2 separate regions of the Homo sapiens genome follow, and region 1 is linked to region 2. Evidence: chromatin loops called from intact Hi-C (ENCODE). Cell type or tissue: sigmoid colon. All regions are shown on one strand.

Region 1 (8,000 bases), 150 kb before region 2:
CCCACGCATGGCACACTTGCATGGCATATCCAGCAACACATTCTGGGTATCCCACAATCTCTGACTTGCGAGTCAAGCAAGTGCTTCGCAATGAAAATGCCCTAAGTGATATTATCATGGGGAAATTGTTCGAAGTCTTAAAGTGATCACTTGAAAGCTCCAGGACTATCCTAAGAGGTTGCTCATGACTGATGGCAGTGGACAACTGATGTCCACATCCAGCCCCACTGCTCCAGCCTTTCTTGGAGACCTTCTCCAGGCCCAGACCCTCTTTTCTCAGCTTCCTGAAGAGATCACAGTTCCTTCCCTCACTTTTCACCAGCATGTCTCAAGACTGGAGACAAGTCCTCTGTCACTGGTGATTTCTCCCTGGGTACTACTGCCCAGTGCCATGAGCACCAGCCTTGGGGGTAAGATTGTTTTCTCAAAGCCCTAAAGTTGAAGGAAGACTTTCTTGTGTACCTAGCACTGTGCTCTTAGAAACAGAACTACAGAAAAATACAAGGTTTGGTCCTTGTCCTCAAGAAACTTAGGGTAGGCCAAAGGATCCAAGAAGCACTATTTATTGAATGAGAAGAATGGTGATTAACAAAATGGAATATTTATTGAGAATTTACTACGCATCAAGTTTTTGCAAACTACTTTTTATGTGTGATGTTATCTAATCCTTACAGCTCTTCCAGCATCATCATCATCCTAGTTTCTCAGACCTCTGAAATATCAAGAGGTCAGGGAGCATGCCTGGGTTACACAGCTAGCCAGCAACAGCAGGATTCATCCCAGGCCATCTGATCCCAGCCCCACACTCAGCTACTAAGCTCTACTCCTTCCAGCACTAGCCCACCCCCCCAGGGGCTCCTAGTTGAGCAATCAAAACAAAACATGGGTATAAGGAACAGAATTCCAGAAAAACTGCAATGAGCAAAATACACCAGGAAATAGTTAGTGATGGAGGGAACACGAGGTGCTGACAATATCATACAGGGCCAAATTGTGAGACTGAGGCACTTCTGGGAAGAATGGGGACTCCTTTTCCACTCTTGCCAGCAGCTAGTAACCCCTTCCATCCCTGCCAAAACAGAATGCCGCTGAAGAATGCTACAAGAGAAAGCAATCTATCTGCCAGCATCCCAGGAACCTGTTCTGTGCCAGATACCCTCGCGAGCAAATATTGATATATTAACCGCAGCTCAGACACTGTAAGTGCAGCTAACATGCCTCAGTAGGGAGGGGCGGGCTGGCCTGCTGCCACCTCTCCAAGGCCTTCATCACAGCCAGAAATGGGTCCTTCTTCCTGGTGGAGGAATCTCTGCAGGGCCCTAGAACCAAGGCTGACTGGGGAGCAAGAGTCCAGGGAATACTAAAATAAAGTCCTGACGGTGGGCAAGTGGCACAGGCAGCTGGAGATGGGGCGAAGGTGTGCTCACAAAGAGCTCCGGGGCCAGGTGCGGTGGCTCACGCCTGTAATCCCAGCACTTTGGGAGACCAAAGTGGGCAGATCACGAGGTCAGGATTTCGAGACCAGCCTGGCCAACATGGTAAAACCCCGCCTCTACTAAAAATGCAAAAAAAAAAAAAAAAAAAAAAAAAAGCCAGGCATGGTGGTGTGTGCCTGTAGTCCCAGCTACTCGGAGGCTGAGACAGCAGAATTGCTTGTACCTGGGAGGCGGAGGTTGCAGTGAGCAGAGATTGCGCCATTGCACTCTGGCCTGGGCAACAAGAGTGAAACTCTAACTCAAAAAAAAAAAAAAAAAAAAAAAAAAAAAGACGCAGGCGGTCAGGCACGGTGGCTCACATCCACCTGTAATCCTTAAACTTTGGGAGCCTGAGGCAGAGGATCACTTGAGGCCAGGAGTCTGAGACCAGCCTGGACTACATAGTGAGACCCTGTGTCTACAAAGAGAGAAAAAAGTAGCTGGGCATGGCTGTGTGCCTGTAGCCCCAACCTCTCAGGAGGCTGAGGGGAGAATCTCTTGAGTCCAGAAGGTCTAGGCTGCAGTGAGCCATGATCACGCCGTCGCATTCCAATGTGGGTCACAGAGTGAGAGACCCTCTCTCAAAAAAGAATAATGCAGGCCAAAGTTTAGACCAACCATACCCCTCTCCCATTCAAAACCTCAGTGGTTCCTCACTGCCTTCTAAATTAAATATAAAACTCTTTAAATCTGGCCATCACCCTACAGTAGAACCCTACCCTTGAATCCAATCTCCATCTTGTCATCTTCATGCCCTATGCAAACTAATCCTCTTGTCATATCCAAAACAATTCCTTTTCACAATGCGATAAACTCAACTTACGTTTTTTCCTTTCTTTTTGCTCCCATATTGATCAGAATCTGACCTATCCTTCAAGACTCAGCTCGATGCTACCTGTTCCAAGAAGATTTCACTATTCCCTTTGCTTTGGGGATCCTTTCTCCCTCAAAATAGAATAGAAATAGAATTAGGTCTACCCCGACATGACCCCCAAATCATGGAACTATACACAAAGACATACTGACTACGACATCACCCCACAAATAAACAAAAACAAAAGGAAACTTAAAGCAAATCCACTGCAACAAAGCTGATTTTAGGATCTTAATTCTGCCTCTTTCCTTGCCACCTCCCCATCTTTGAAAAGGTTTTGTCCAGGCCTGAGACCTCAGAGACTGTAAGATTTTTTTTTGTTGTTTGTTTTGTTTTTTTTTTTGTTTTTTGATAAAGTCAGGTCAGGCTGGGTGTGGTGGCTCATGCCTGTAATCCCAGTACTTTGGGAGGCCAAGGTGGGCAGATCACGAGTTCAGGAGATCGAGACCATCCTGGCTAACACGGTGAAACCCTGTGTCTACTAAAAATACAAAAAATTAGCCAGGCGTGGTGGCGGGTGCCTGTAGTCCCAGCTACTCTGGAGGCTGAGGCAGGGTAATGGCTTGAACCCGGGAGGCGGAGCTTGCAGTAAGCCGAGATCGCGCCATTGCACTCCAGCCTGGGTGGCAGAGTGAGACTCTGTCTCAAAAAAAGAAAAAAAAAAAAGTTAACATCTCAGCCCAGAGCGGTGGCTCATGCCTGTAATCCCAGCACTTTGAGAGGCCGAGGCAGATGGATCACAAGGTCAGGAGATCGAGACCATCCTGACCTACATGGTGAAAACCCATCTCTACTAAAAATACAAAAATTAGCTGGGCGTGGTAGCGCATGCCTGTAATCCCAGCTACTCGGGAGGCTGAGGCAGGAGAATAGCGTGAACCTGGGAGGCAGAGCTTGCAGTGAGCCAAGATCGCACCAGTGCACTCCAGCCTGGGCGGCAGAGCGAGACTCCTACTCAAAAAAAAAATAAAAATAAAAATAAAAATAAAAATAAATAAATAAATAAATAAATAAATAAATAAATAAATAAAGTCAGGTCATGAGGGTGCATAATTCCACGGTGATTTCCCATCCATTGCACATTCACTGTGAATAGAAGCTAAAACTTAACCAGTTAACTTTATTTATACTCTGGATGGAGCCTTCTCTTTTAATAAAACAGAATCCGTTAAGGATTATAAACAAACAGTGTTTTATGAACTAAAACTGCAGTGCACTAGTCACTCAAGGGTAAAAACAGGGCTCTGGGTAGCTCAGCCAGCTATAAATAAAGATAAGGCCCTGCCAAGCAGGGACTTGGGCAGAGTAATTGCTGACTCCATAATCAGCTTCTCTCGTCTTCCTTCAGGCCCACAAATCACTCAGGTGTTGGGTCACTGCCCACTGGATTCAGCCCAGAGACACAGTGAAATAGCAAAGCAGTTCATTAGCTCTAAGACTGAGAGTATAAACTGGGACTCCTGGAATGACTAGGTTCCAAGTCAAACTATGGTGCGCCACCCCTGGCACTTGCATGGCTGGCCAAGCTGGGTCAACAGAACCCATAGGGTGAGCCTGTGCTACACTCTGGACATAAGCCCTAACTGGGGGATTTCACTAATGTTCATGTCTCTGCTAAACTTTGCCACCCTCTATGGGAAAACCTGCTCCTACCCCCACACCTACTCCTCACTCCAACCATGAGGTGGAGACTGTCAATAGCTCCAACTCAGGTCTTGGCCACAGTAATTGGTCCACGTGATAGGCATGTACTCCAAGCTGAGTCAATAATCTGTGATGGAGATTGTTCAAATTGGAGCTGGAAGAGAATGTTTCTTTCCAGGTTGGTCAGTAATAAAAGAATATATCTTTGGAGCTGCCAGAGGCCACCTTTCTTGCTATGTGAAGGGAGCCCATCTGCCCCAGGGAGAATGATGCTGAGATGCAAAAGGAAGCAGATAGGAAAGGAGGGTGGATCCTAATAGCCAGTAAGTCCCTATTTTTAATGTAAGTTGTGTCTCTGCCACTTTAACCCAAATAAACCTTATTAATACTATCTTCAGCTGAAAAGCAGATTATGAAACATTTAGCAAGTATATCATCATTAACTGAGCACCTACTAGGTGCCAGATACTGTACCATGCCATTCAGTAATAACAATGTAATTGTTGTTACTATTTATTCTGGATTTACAGTTTGCTAAGGGCATTCCATGGAATGTCATTTAATCCAAACACCACCAATAGATAGACAGTCTCACCTTCCTTTTGAAGATGTAGAAACTGATTCTTAAAGAGGTTAAATACCATCATCAAGTTATGTGGCTAAAGGTTAGTACAGCTAGGATATAAACTCAATCTGACACCAAAGTCGATGCCCTAACCCTCACACTACATTGCTGCAGTATGATTTCAACTTTGTTTGCATAAATAGTATGTATGCATTGGCCGGGTGCAGTGGCTCATACCTGTAATCCCAGCACTTCGGGAGGCCGAGGTGGGTGGATGACCTGAGGTCAGGAGTTCAAGACCAGCCCAGCCAACATGGCGAAAACCCGTCTCTACTAAAAAATACAAAAAATTAGTCGGGCATTGTGGTGCATGCCTGTAATCCCATCTACTCAGGAGGCTGAGGCCCGAGAATCACTTGAACCTGGGAGGTGGAACTGCAGTGAGCCGAGATCGTGCCATTGCACTCCAGCCTGGGTGACAGAGCCAGAAAACGAAAAAAAACAACAAAAACAGTATGTATGCACATGTGTGTGTGATGCATGCATTAATATATATCAGGGAGAGAGAAAGTGAGAGAGCACTCACAATGGGCAGAGTCACATGGCTCCATGGCAAAAAGTGGAGAGAAAATACAGAAATATCAAAGTAGAATGTCCTATTCTCTCAGCTGCCAACAGTAAGTAGTGTGAGTTAAGGACTATGATTCCAGCTTTGACTCTCCACTGTAAGAGAAAAGCAAGGTGCATAGTAGAATCTCCATGGTGTAGATGAGACAAGGGAATACCATTTTTATTTTATGGATGGGAAAAATGAGGGCCATTATGGTATCTCTGCTTCTTCCCATTGTCTTGTGACACTCACCTCGCCCAGCTCTGTGCCCTTTATTTTCCATTCTTTGAAGGTCACACTCGTTCCTGTCTTGGGGTCCTTGTACATGTTCTTCCCTAGGAGCAGAATGCTCCTTCCCTCCCATGTTTACCTTGCTGAGTTCCACTCCCGATCTCGGCCCCCAAGTCCCTTTGTCGGGGCCATCTTTCCTCATTACTGTCATGGCCCCTGCTTTACGTTCCCATAGTCTCTGTACTTTTCCTTTTGCAAATGTTTCACTGCTTCTAATTATTTATTTGGGTTATTGCTTCATTAACATCCGGCTCTCCCACCTGAGTATAAACTCTTAAAGGCATGGAACATGCTTGTCATCCTCACCATTTCATCCCAAGTATCTAGCACAGCGTCTAGATGCTCTCAATAAATGTTTGACAAGTAAGTGAATGATGGAAGGTGTGTTTAGAATGACACTGAAATAAAAAGTGCCCCTAACATGTGAATCCTCAGGAAGGGTCTGGTCTCTTTGGGAAGCCATGTCCACCACCCAAGGCCCTGGGCCACTGAGCTCAGTCCAGGCCTTCGGGCTGACTTCTATGGCAGGAGAATGCCCAATGGCCAAGACCTCAAAACCCAAGACCCGCAAGACGCAAAGTCCTGCAACCTGGGCAGAAAAAGACGGGCTTTGTCCTAAGCCCTACCCTGCAACAGCAGTTACGAATTGAGAAAAGAAGTAGCAAGACGGAAAATGTTGCCTGCCTGGGACGATGCATGCTCCTTCCCTCCCACCTTCCTTAATCTGCCAGGGAGCACCTTTTACATCCAGCCTGATTATGTTTAACCATGGGCTTTTTGTCTTCACCTTATAATTACCGCCGTTTTAAACCAAGGCACAAAATTAATTGCCCCTTAATGAAGGAGGGTAGCAATTAAGGGCAGCGAACCTTGTGAGGAAGGAGAAACACACATTTGTTCAAGGTGCATCATCAGAAGCCCGACTTTGGAGGCATCGTCATTATGGTTGTAATTATTTTCCAAGGCTGCGTGACACCTCCTTAGACCTGACCAGAATTGCCGGGCTCTGGAGAAACCCATTGTTTCTTCAGAGTTAATTAGAGTCCAATTTGGAGCTTCCTGTCTCCTGGACTACAGAGGAAACACAATTTATTATTGCTCGATGCCCACTAGGTCTGCTGAGGACAGGGGCCTTTCCGGTAGAGACATTGCAGGGCGTGTCAGTTTCTTCCCAGGTCAATGTTGCTTCTAAGGTATACATGTGCAGATGCTAGAGATGCCCAAAGCTGCAGGCAAAGCCCACAGACCTCCACTTAATGAGGCTCTCCATGTAAAAGGAAGCACACCTATGTTATTAGCCTTCTAGTAAATCAGCTACAATTAACTTCTTTATAGCTAAGGGGCCCAGCCACATACATTGGGCTCCTTGTCACCCGTTAACAGAGCTAATGACCTCAGATGGCTAAGAAACAGAGAGGGATGCTCTGTATGGATAAAACTGCATACTCATACATGCAGAGTAATAACCTATTCCTGCCAGCTTCTGGGCTCTGGAATAATGCTCAAGTCTCAAAGCTGAAGATGATAACATATCAACAACAACAATAACAGCTAACACACACTGGCCAGGCACAGTGGCTCACACCCATAAACCCAGCACTTTGGGAGGCCAAGGCGGACAGATTGCCTGAGGTCAGGAGCTCGAGGCCAGCCTGGCCAACATGGTGAAACCCCATCTCTACTAAAAATACAAAAATTAGCCAGGTGTGGTGGCACACACAACCTGTAGTCCCAGCTACTCTGGAGGTTGAGGCAGGAGAATCACTTAAACCCAGGAGGTGGAGGCTGCAGTGAGCCGAGATCGCACCACTCCACTCCAGCCTGGGCAACAGAGCAATACTCTGTCTCAAAAAAAATAATAGCTAACACATACTGAGATCCTATCACATGTGAGGCACTTTTGATTCTTACAAGAACCTCATGAGGAATGTATTACGAATATCTCTCCATTTTACAGTACTGAGAAGAAACTGAGGCACGGATAGGTTGAGTCACTTCTCTAAGGATATGCAATTAATAAGTGGCAAAACAAGAATTCAAACCCAGGCAGCCAGGCTGCAAGGTATTTGTTCTTAACCGCAAAACGTATTCCCTCTTAAGCACAGGCTGGTGATGTTGCAAAATAATACATGACGCAGTGTTTGGCCCATGTTCCTGCTAACCAATGGCGGTTTTCTCTTTCAAACGAGGGAATCTACTGCCCTGACGGAGCCTGATGCCTCCCGGGATTCCATCAGCTGCAGGGCTTTCATCACTTCATTTCCCCTGGTTCTGGTTTGATGACAATGGCTTGAAGTTCAAGGCCCTTCACAAGCCAGCTGGCTCTAGCCATCCCTTCTGACCTCCACACCCCCTTCTCTGTTATCCACCTGCTCAGATCACCCGGCTCCTCCTGCCTCCACTGCTACCTGCACACCTCTCACCCACCAGGATGCTCTCCCTGCTTCTCTAAGCTCTTCCAAACCCAAGTCACACCCCCAGTTGACACCTGTGCCAAACACCCAGCTCACAGAGCCCCCCTTCTTCCTTCAAACCAATATA
Region 2 (8,000 bases):
CAGGTTTGTCTGAGTGGAGTATCCAGGTGCTTGCCACAATGCTACACTACCTCACAATATCTGTAATTTAGTTAGAGCATTGAATGTGTGTTAGGCATTTTGCATTTACTATCCTTAGTTCTTACAACAATCCTTGAGATAAGTATTATTGTCTTTATGTCTTTTTTTTATGAGAAAGACAAGTAATTTTTCAAAGGGCACATTTTGAACACAGATTTTTTTTTTCTTGGAGACAGGGTCACACTCTGTCACCCAGGATAGAGTGCAGTGGTGCAATCATGGCTCACTGCAGATTGACCTCCTGGGCTCAAGTTATCCTTCCCACCTCAGCCTCCTGAGTAGCTAGCACCACAGTTGTGTACCACCATGCCAAGCTAATTTTGTTATCTTTATATTTTGTACAGATGGGGTCTCACTATGTAGCTCAGGTAGGTGTCAAACTCATAGGCTCAACTGATCCTCCCACCTCAGCCTCCCAAAGTGCTGGGATTACAGGTGTGAGCCACTGCACCTGGGCCTGAATACAGATTTTTGAATCCAGATCTCCTTGGCGCTAAGCTCCTGGTCTTTCCACCAAATCTGCTGCCTATCCAATTCAATTTGATTTTTGAAAATATGTTGATTTTGTCTTATTTTCACAAGCATTGTACTAAGCTTCTATAGAGAAATGCCAGCTCCTGTCCTCAAGGAACTTTTTGTCTACTTAAGAGATTAGATTATATGGTACAGAAAAATGATGATCATAACTATATAGCTGTGGAGGTTTTAAAACACAGCTGCAACTTCTGAGACTTCTTACATGGAGAGATGACCCCTACCCTTGCATGTGGGCAAGCTTGTACTGTTCAGAGCCACAGAGCAGAGCAGAAGGGGTACTATGTTGCTTTTAAGTCCATTCATAAAAAGCCATGCTACTTCTGAGTTGTTCTGAGTTGCTGCACACCTCTTCTCAGAGTGTGGAGCAACCATGTGAGAAGTTAGACTACTCAGAGGCCACCATGTTGTGAGGAAGCTCAAGCCACATAGAGGTCACATGTGTAGACACCCTGCTCAACAGTCCCAGCTGAGCCCAGACTTCAAGTCATCCCAGCCTAGGTGCCAGACATGTGAGTGAACAGCCTGCTGGGGATTCTAGCACCCAGGTATTCAAGTCTCTCCTGGTCATTCCAGACTCTGCAGATGATGCCTCAGACTGTATGGAGCAGAAATAAGCCATCTCTACTGCACTACGACGTAGAGAATCATTGAGCATGATAAAATGGTTGTCACTTTAGAACACTAAGTTTTGGGGTGGATTGTTAAGCAGCAAAATATAGCCATAATAATGGCTTTTGGAGTGATTATTTAATGCCAGACACTGTCCTCTAAGCTTGACATGTATTACCTCATTTGATCTTCCTAGTAAGCCAGGGAAGCAGGTTACTATTAAAGACCATGCCTAAGATTACTTAGCTACTAATGGCATTCAAAACCAGGTCACACTAACTCCAGCATCAAAGCATCAATAATCTAAACTGCTGTACTATAGAGGAAGCAAAATTATGTCTCTGAATAAAACCTACAAAGCCCCAAGCCAATCAGTTTTAAGAAACACCGACTGCTATTTTTTTAAACTAAACATCTTTTTTTTTCTTAATTTCAGAAGGCTTACTGTGGAGCTGAGCTAATTATTTGAGCCTTAATCAAGGACCAGCCACTTCCCGAAGCAGCTGTCCTGGCCTCTCTCTTGCCTCTAGAAAGTCTCTTGAATTGGATATTGGCTCAGGTCTAAACCCCAAATCCCAGCCCCCAGAAGTGAGGATGCATAGGGCTGAAAGGATCCTTGGAGATCATCCAGTCTACTTCCCTCATCCCCTTTAAAGATCAGGAAACTGAGGCCCAGGGAGGTCAAATGACTTGTCCAAGGTCACATGGTGTGTCAGAGGTACGGCCAGGTCGCCAAATTCCCAGGCAAGCATTCTTTCCACTACACCATGCTGCAGTTGCTAAAAATTCCCCAGAGCCGCCTCCCTCGGCCCTCCTCTCGACAAAGCTATTTTCCCCCCACACAACTACACACAGTCACATTTGGCAAGAGGTGCTATCAGCCCTGCTCTGCTCGTGAAATGCTGTTTTGCAATGGGGCCTCTTTGTTCGTTAGCAACACAGACAAAGAAAACTGTAGTGCAGTCTTCTTGGAAGAAGATGTTTCTTGTTTTAAAGACGGGAAGAGAGCTTCCTGACTGAATATGGCTTGAATCAGCATGCAGCTCCAGTCAGGAAAGAACCCAGAGGAGACTTAGGTCTTTGCAAAATTTCTAGAATGTACAAGGAGGGCACACGGCAGGGGGAAGCTTATGGGAAATGTTTCAGAAAGTACTAAAATGTATGCCTAAACAGAGTAAACAGAGCAGATTGGTTACCATCTTGTGCTATGAAGCAATTAGAAGGGGAGGGGTGTTGGTAGGGAACTAGAGTCATTAAAAGCTCCCATGAAGCAACTGGCCTTCCCATTTTTGGATTCCTGCTCCAGTCCTGGTTCCCAGTGTTCCTTCCCTTGCCGTTTTCTTCAGCTGGGATCTTCCCTCTCTAGACTCGAAATAAGCTGCAGGCTTGGTGCTGAGAGCCCTCAGGATATGATCTGCCATCCCGAGTCACCCATCTGGTGCCTCTCCCCTCTGCTTCCACATGATTCCCTATTTTTTTTTGTACTAGATGTGGTCCCTCTTCTGTCTCCCTAGCTTCCCAGATTGGCAGAGGCTTCCCATGGCTCTGCATGATCTTTGCACAGGATGAGGCAGAAATGAAGGCACCTTTTCATAAGGGCAGACCACACCAGGAAGCTGAGGTCCTCTCTGGTGACCTTTCTAATGCATTTCCCTTTGGAGATGGGTTGAGATCAGTGGGGAGGGAGTAGACCAGATGATCTCCAGTGATACCTCAAAAGCCTGAAAATCTCTTGGCTAGGGAAGCCAACAAGAGGGGGAGGAACAGAACCAAGTTCTGTGGCACAAATTCAGAACTTGTACGCTGGCAGCAGATGGAAAGGGAGGTGCCAGCTTCTAGCAGGAGGGGATGTGGTGGACGCGTTTCTCAGGGCGGTTGCAAGCCACAAGTCTTGCATTCCAAAGGACCTGGTGAATGCTGCCTGAGAACCTGCCTCTGACACAGCCACAGCATAGGTCTCCAGGCACCAGGTGAGATCTCCAAAAAGAAACTCCACTGGCCAAGTGAAGGTTCTTAGACCCTTTCTCCCAGAGCAGGGTCTTCCCCATCGCCTACCCCATGCTTAGGCAAACTTGCCCAAAGTACAAATTTTATTCCAAATCCCCCTCCCTCATTTTCCCCTAGGAAAATTCCTCCTGCTGAGTTAAACCTAAGAGAGAAAAATAAAGATATTACCACTCAGGGAAACAATGTCCTAGGGGTCCCTTGCAGCCGAGGAGGGGAAGGGAAGCTGGCCCCCTAAAGAAGGCCCTGTATCTCCTCATGGCCTCAAATGCTGCTGTGCTGTGTGTCAGTGTTTATGAAATGCTTCTCAAATAAGGTCAGTGTTCTACACAGAGTTAGAACTCTAATAAAATGCAGAACTTGTGCTGTTTGCCAGCTAGCTGCAGAGGCATACTTGAATGCTTTCTCAGATACAATTGTTCTCAGATTAATATTTCCCCCTTGAGTTTTTTTTTAATTCCACTTGTACTATTTTTTTATGATGTGGGAGGCTTTCTACATATTTGTACCCACTAAAAGGGATGAGGGGGCTTGCTTTCATCAATGATTCCTGAGGGTTTGGTGCTACATCCTTCATGGTTCTAGCATTTCTCCCAACCCATAAATCTCCCTGCTCTGAACCTAGCATGGTAGCCTTTGCCTTGTCAGTCATTTAGAGGGAGAGACAGTCCAGACTAACTTTGAAGTTAGTTTGAACTGTTCTAGTTACCAGAACATTTCACTTGCTTTATTCATTGTGGTAGACACTCAATAAATGGCCCCTTTAAATGACTCCATCCTTCATGGATTCCCTTATTTGGTCCTACTGTCTTGGACACTGTCACTTATTAATTACCCAGTCCTCTAAACTCCACCTGGTTAAGCTGCTGACATGGCTGGTATGAGGTTATATTTTAATTTGTAAAAGATGCATCTTGTTAAATGAAAAGGAAACTGGAACAAGAGTTTGAAGACATGGGTGACTCTGAGCAAGGCTTTGGAGCTCCCTGAGTTTCTTCATCTGTAAATGAAAGCTTCTAAAATATACCCTGATCGTCTTCCAGATACAGGATTTAGTGGTTCAATTCAGATATTGTGGGTGGACTCATTAAGGTATTCGCATAGCACTAAATTTAGAAGGCATTTGGAGACATCTGATCTCATTTAAACCTTGCATCAGCCCCCTGAGATGAGTGTTATTTCTCCCATTCCAAAGGTTATAGATGAGACTATGGAGACCGCAAAGGTACTCAGACAGGTCGGGCAGTTAGAAAGTGACAGAAGCCAGGATTCAGCCTAGGTCTTTCTACTCATTTCGGCTTACATCCAAATTGTACTCCCCCTTGGCTTCTCACTAATTCCACTTAGAATCCCCATACTCAGAACACTTTCTACCTACATTCTAGAGCTGGAGAGAGAAGAAGAGGAGAGAAAGAATGTCAGCAAAGTACTAGATAGTCCAGAAATTTCTGCAACACATTATTGAACAGGACAGCTCTCCAATGAGATCATCACTGCTGCGCTTTTTAATTACAAAATGATCTGTCCTATTTGGGATACAGGGAGTTCAGGAGTATGTCTAAGTAATTCATCATTTATAGAGTCCAGCCCTGGGGCACTTTTACATGCTACCCTGGACATGATAAAAGATTTCAGATGGCCATAAAGACGAAGTCTGAGGTTGTTTCCAGGGCAGAACTCTGAGTTCTTGCAAGTCTGCAGTCTCCAGTGAAGGTCCAGGCCATGAAATCCAATTTCAGGACCTGGGGTTCTGATGGTGACAGTCCAAATTCAATACTAAGGCTATGGAGAATACATAGAGGGCAGTAGAGGGCAAGAAGCCAAGCTAGAAGGATTAAGGCAGGAGCCAGGAGTAGCTAAAGCTCAGGGAGAGATGCAAACATGCACAATTCTATGGTCAAGTCATAAAACTCCGATTAGAAGAGGATCATGGACTCCACAGCATGCAGACATACCTGAGTTAGGGCATTCACTAGGGCACACACTAGGGCATATGCTAGGGCACATACTAGGGCATATGCTAGAACATACACCAGGGCATACGCTAAGGCACACACTAGGGAATATGCTAGGGCACACACTAGGGCATACACTAGGGCACACACTAGGGAATATGCTAGAACGTACATTAGGGCATACGCCAGGGCACACACTAGGACATATGCTAGAACGTACACTAGGGCATACGCCAGGGCACACACTCGGGGATGCACTAGGGCATACGCCAGGGCACACACTAGGAAATATGCTAGGGCACATGCTAGGGCATATGCTAGGGTGTGCACTAGGACATATGCTAGGGCACACGCTAGGGTGCGCACTAGGGCACATGCTAGGGCACATGCTGGGACACATATTAGGGCATATGCTAGGGCACACGCTAGGGCGCGCACCAGGGCACATGCTAAGGCACACGCTAGGGCATACACTGGGGCATATGCTAGGGCACGCACTAGTACATGTGCTAGGGCACACGCTAGGGCATATACTAGGGCACACACTAGGGCATACACTGGGGCACACACTAGGTTGCGCACTAGGGCACATGCTAGGGCACACGCTAGGACATACACTGGGGTACATACTAGGGCACGCACTAGTGCATGCGCTAGGGCATATACTAGGGCGCATACTAGGGCATACGCTAGGGCACACACTAGGGTGCGCACTAGGGCACATGCTAGGACATACACTAGGGCATATACTAGGGCACGTGCGGGGCATATGCTAGGGCAAATGCTAGGGCACGCACTAGGGCATACGCTAGGGCACATGCTGGGGCACGCACTAGGGCACGCACTAGGGCATATGCTAGGGCACACGCTAAGGCACACACTAGGGCATACACTGGGGCACATGCTATGGCAACCACTAGGGCACACGCTAGGGCATACACTGGGGCACATGCTATGGCACCCACTAGGGCACACGCTAGGGCACATGCTAGGGCATACGCTAGGGTGTACACTAGGGAATACACTAGGGCACGTGCTAGGGCAAAGAATGGATATGACTGGTAACAGACAGGAGCTAGAGAGGTAGAAAAACCCAAGAGGTAGACAAGGTGGGTGGTTAAGTGTGCTGGCAGACTTTCAGGAGCCACAGGATACACTGCTGCCAAAGTGCGGAATGAATCAGGGGTCAGGAACCAGATTGGCAGTTAGGACAAGAGAAGAGGAGTCTGAGCCCACACAAGCAGTGATATGGCCGTGATAAGTGCAGTCACACTCGACTCCAGCCAGGATACATCTTATGTACATCCTGTTGGAACAAGACCTGATGCCAGGGTGGGAGGAGCCCAGAGATCCCGGCTAAGAGAAAGCAAGTGGTGCATCTAACTGCAAAGGAAGATGACTCCTGCCGACATTTGAGTAGATGCTTGAGGCGGAAAATATTATTCAGCAAGGTTCATCAGAACTACTCTTGGAGGGTGTATCCCCTCAAACCAGAAATTTAAAAAACAGTTAGTGGACACATACCATGGAGATATTTTCCTAAGATTTGGATTCTGTTCTAAACATCCCCATGAGATAAAACTTCCCAAAGTGCAGCTCCCATCATTTTAAGTTGGGCTCAGGAGCATCTAATCATGAATTTCTGTGACTGTACCACGTTCCCATTTCTACGCACAGGGATCCCATTAGTCTTCACGCTCCAATACAAAGGCCACCTATTTCCCCAAATTGGACATGATGGCTCTGTTTCACCAGGTGTCCAGATCACATCATTGACATTCTTCTTGATGCTTTGCCTCGAACAGGGGCTCTTTGATTTAAGTTGAACTCATCATGTTTGTCTTCTTCTAGTTGTTACTTGAGAATAGAGTTTAGAAGACAGAAAAGGAGGCTGACTTGAAAGATTCTGGAAGGGATGACATGACTGGGAGTTGGAGTGCAGCCTCTGAGACCAGCCTGGCTGGATGAACCCTGCCTCTCCTGTTCCTTACTGGGGATGTTATTTCACCTCTCTGACGTAGTTGCCACATCTATAAAATGCAGACAGTCCTGCCTACTTCACATAACTCTTCAAATAGGAAATGACTCCACGCATGTAAAGTGTAAGAGCAGTGCCAGGCACAAAGAAAGGCTCAATAAATGCCAGCTATTGTTGTGGTGATGGTTGTTGTTGTCGTTTACAGAGGCTTGGGGACCCTGTAGGCCCTGGTCCCCTATGCTTCATTCTTCATCATGTCTGTTCCCAGAACTACTCCAGAAAATGTGCCCGATGCCAATGTGTACCCAAGATGCTAAGGGAAATCACTGTGTTTAAAAACCTGAAGCTACCTGAGCTCTGCTACTGGCAGAAAGGCTCAATCCCTCAGGCTGAACTTTTTACCAGGAGAGAATAACACACATATACATACACATTCAACATACACACACATACATGCGTCATATCCTGTGTTGGTGAGACTTGTGGTACTAGCCTAATAGGACAAAAATGAAGCTAAAGTCATTATGGAAAGTTCCATGAGAAACCAAGAGTATAGAGAAAATTTAGCAAGCTGAAGAATTAAGCATTAATAGGAAATTATTCCAGAGAAAATATGAACCAACAGAACCCCAGGGAAAGAAGATGCTACAAGCCAAGAAGACCTCAACATTTTTTTCCATCCCAGCCGGAAAGAACGGGGCAATATATTTATGTAATCCACATGCCAGATTGTAGAAAGATTTTGAAAAAAATGCACAGAGAACTCTGCTGATTATATTGACAACTTGGATAAAGATCCATAGGGCAAGCTCATTAAAATTGCAGAGGAAATAAATAGTGGGAGATGGGGAAAGGAG

The links. A loop is a pair of places that touch in the nucleus more often than their neighbours do. Peaks named below come from ENCODE experiments on the same cell type or tissue, not always from the same donor. Only the 100,000 strongest peaks of a DNase experiment are listed, where the experiment ranks them.
Region 1: a loop joins it to region 2, with 2.8 times the contacts of the local background. A loop is called at or near these places in 2 of 110 quality-filtered maps.

What each region holds. Positions count from the first base shown.
Region 1 is chr5:169,138,744-169,146,743 of GRCh38, forward strand. The region is part of intron 4 of SLIT3 (slit guidance ligand 3); the gene reads right to left. Among named protein-coding and RNA genes, the nearest start is that of MIR585, 120 kb to the right of the region's middle. RefSeq lists a silencer at 3,040-3,208. In sigmoid colon, no CTCF peak of the experiment used is centred here; a DNase peak (open chromatin) is centred at 3,728.
Region 2 is chr5:169,284,700-169,292,699 of GRCh38, forward strand. All of the region lies in intron 1 of SLIT3 (slit guidance ligand 3), which reads right to left. Among named protein-coding and RNA genes, the nearest start is that of SLIT3, 12 kb to the right of the region's middle. In sigmoid colon, no CTCF peak of the experiment used is centred here; DNase peaks (open chromatin) are centred at 2,030 and 3,052.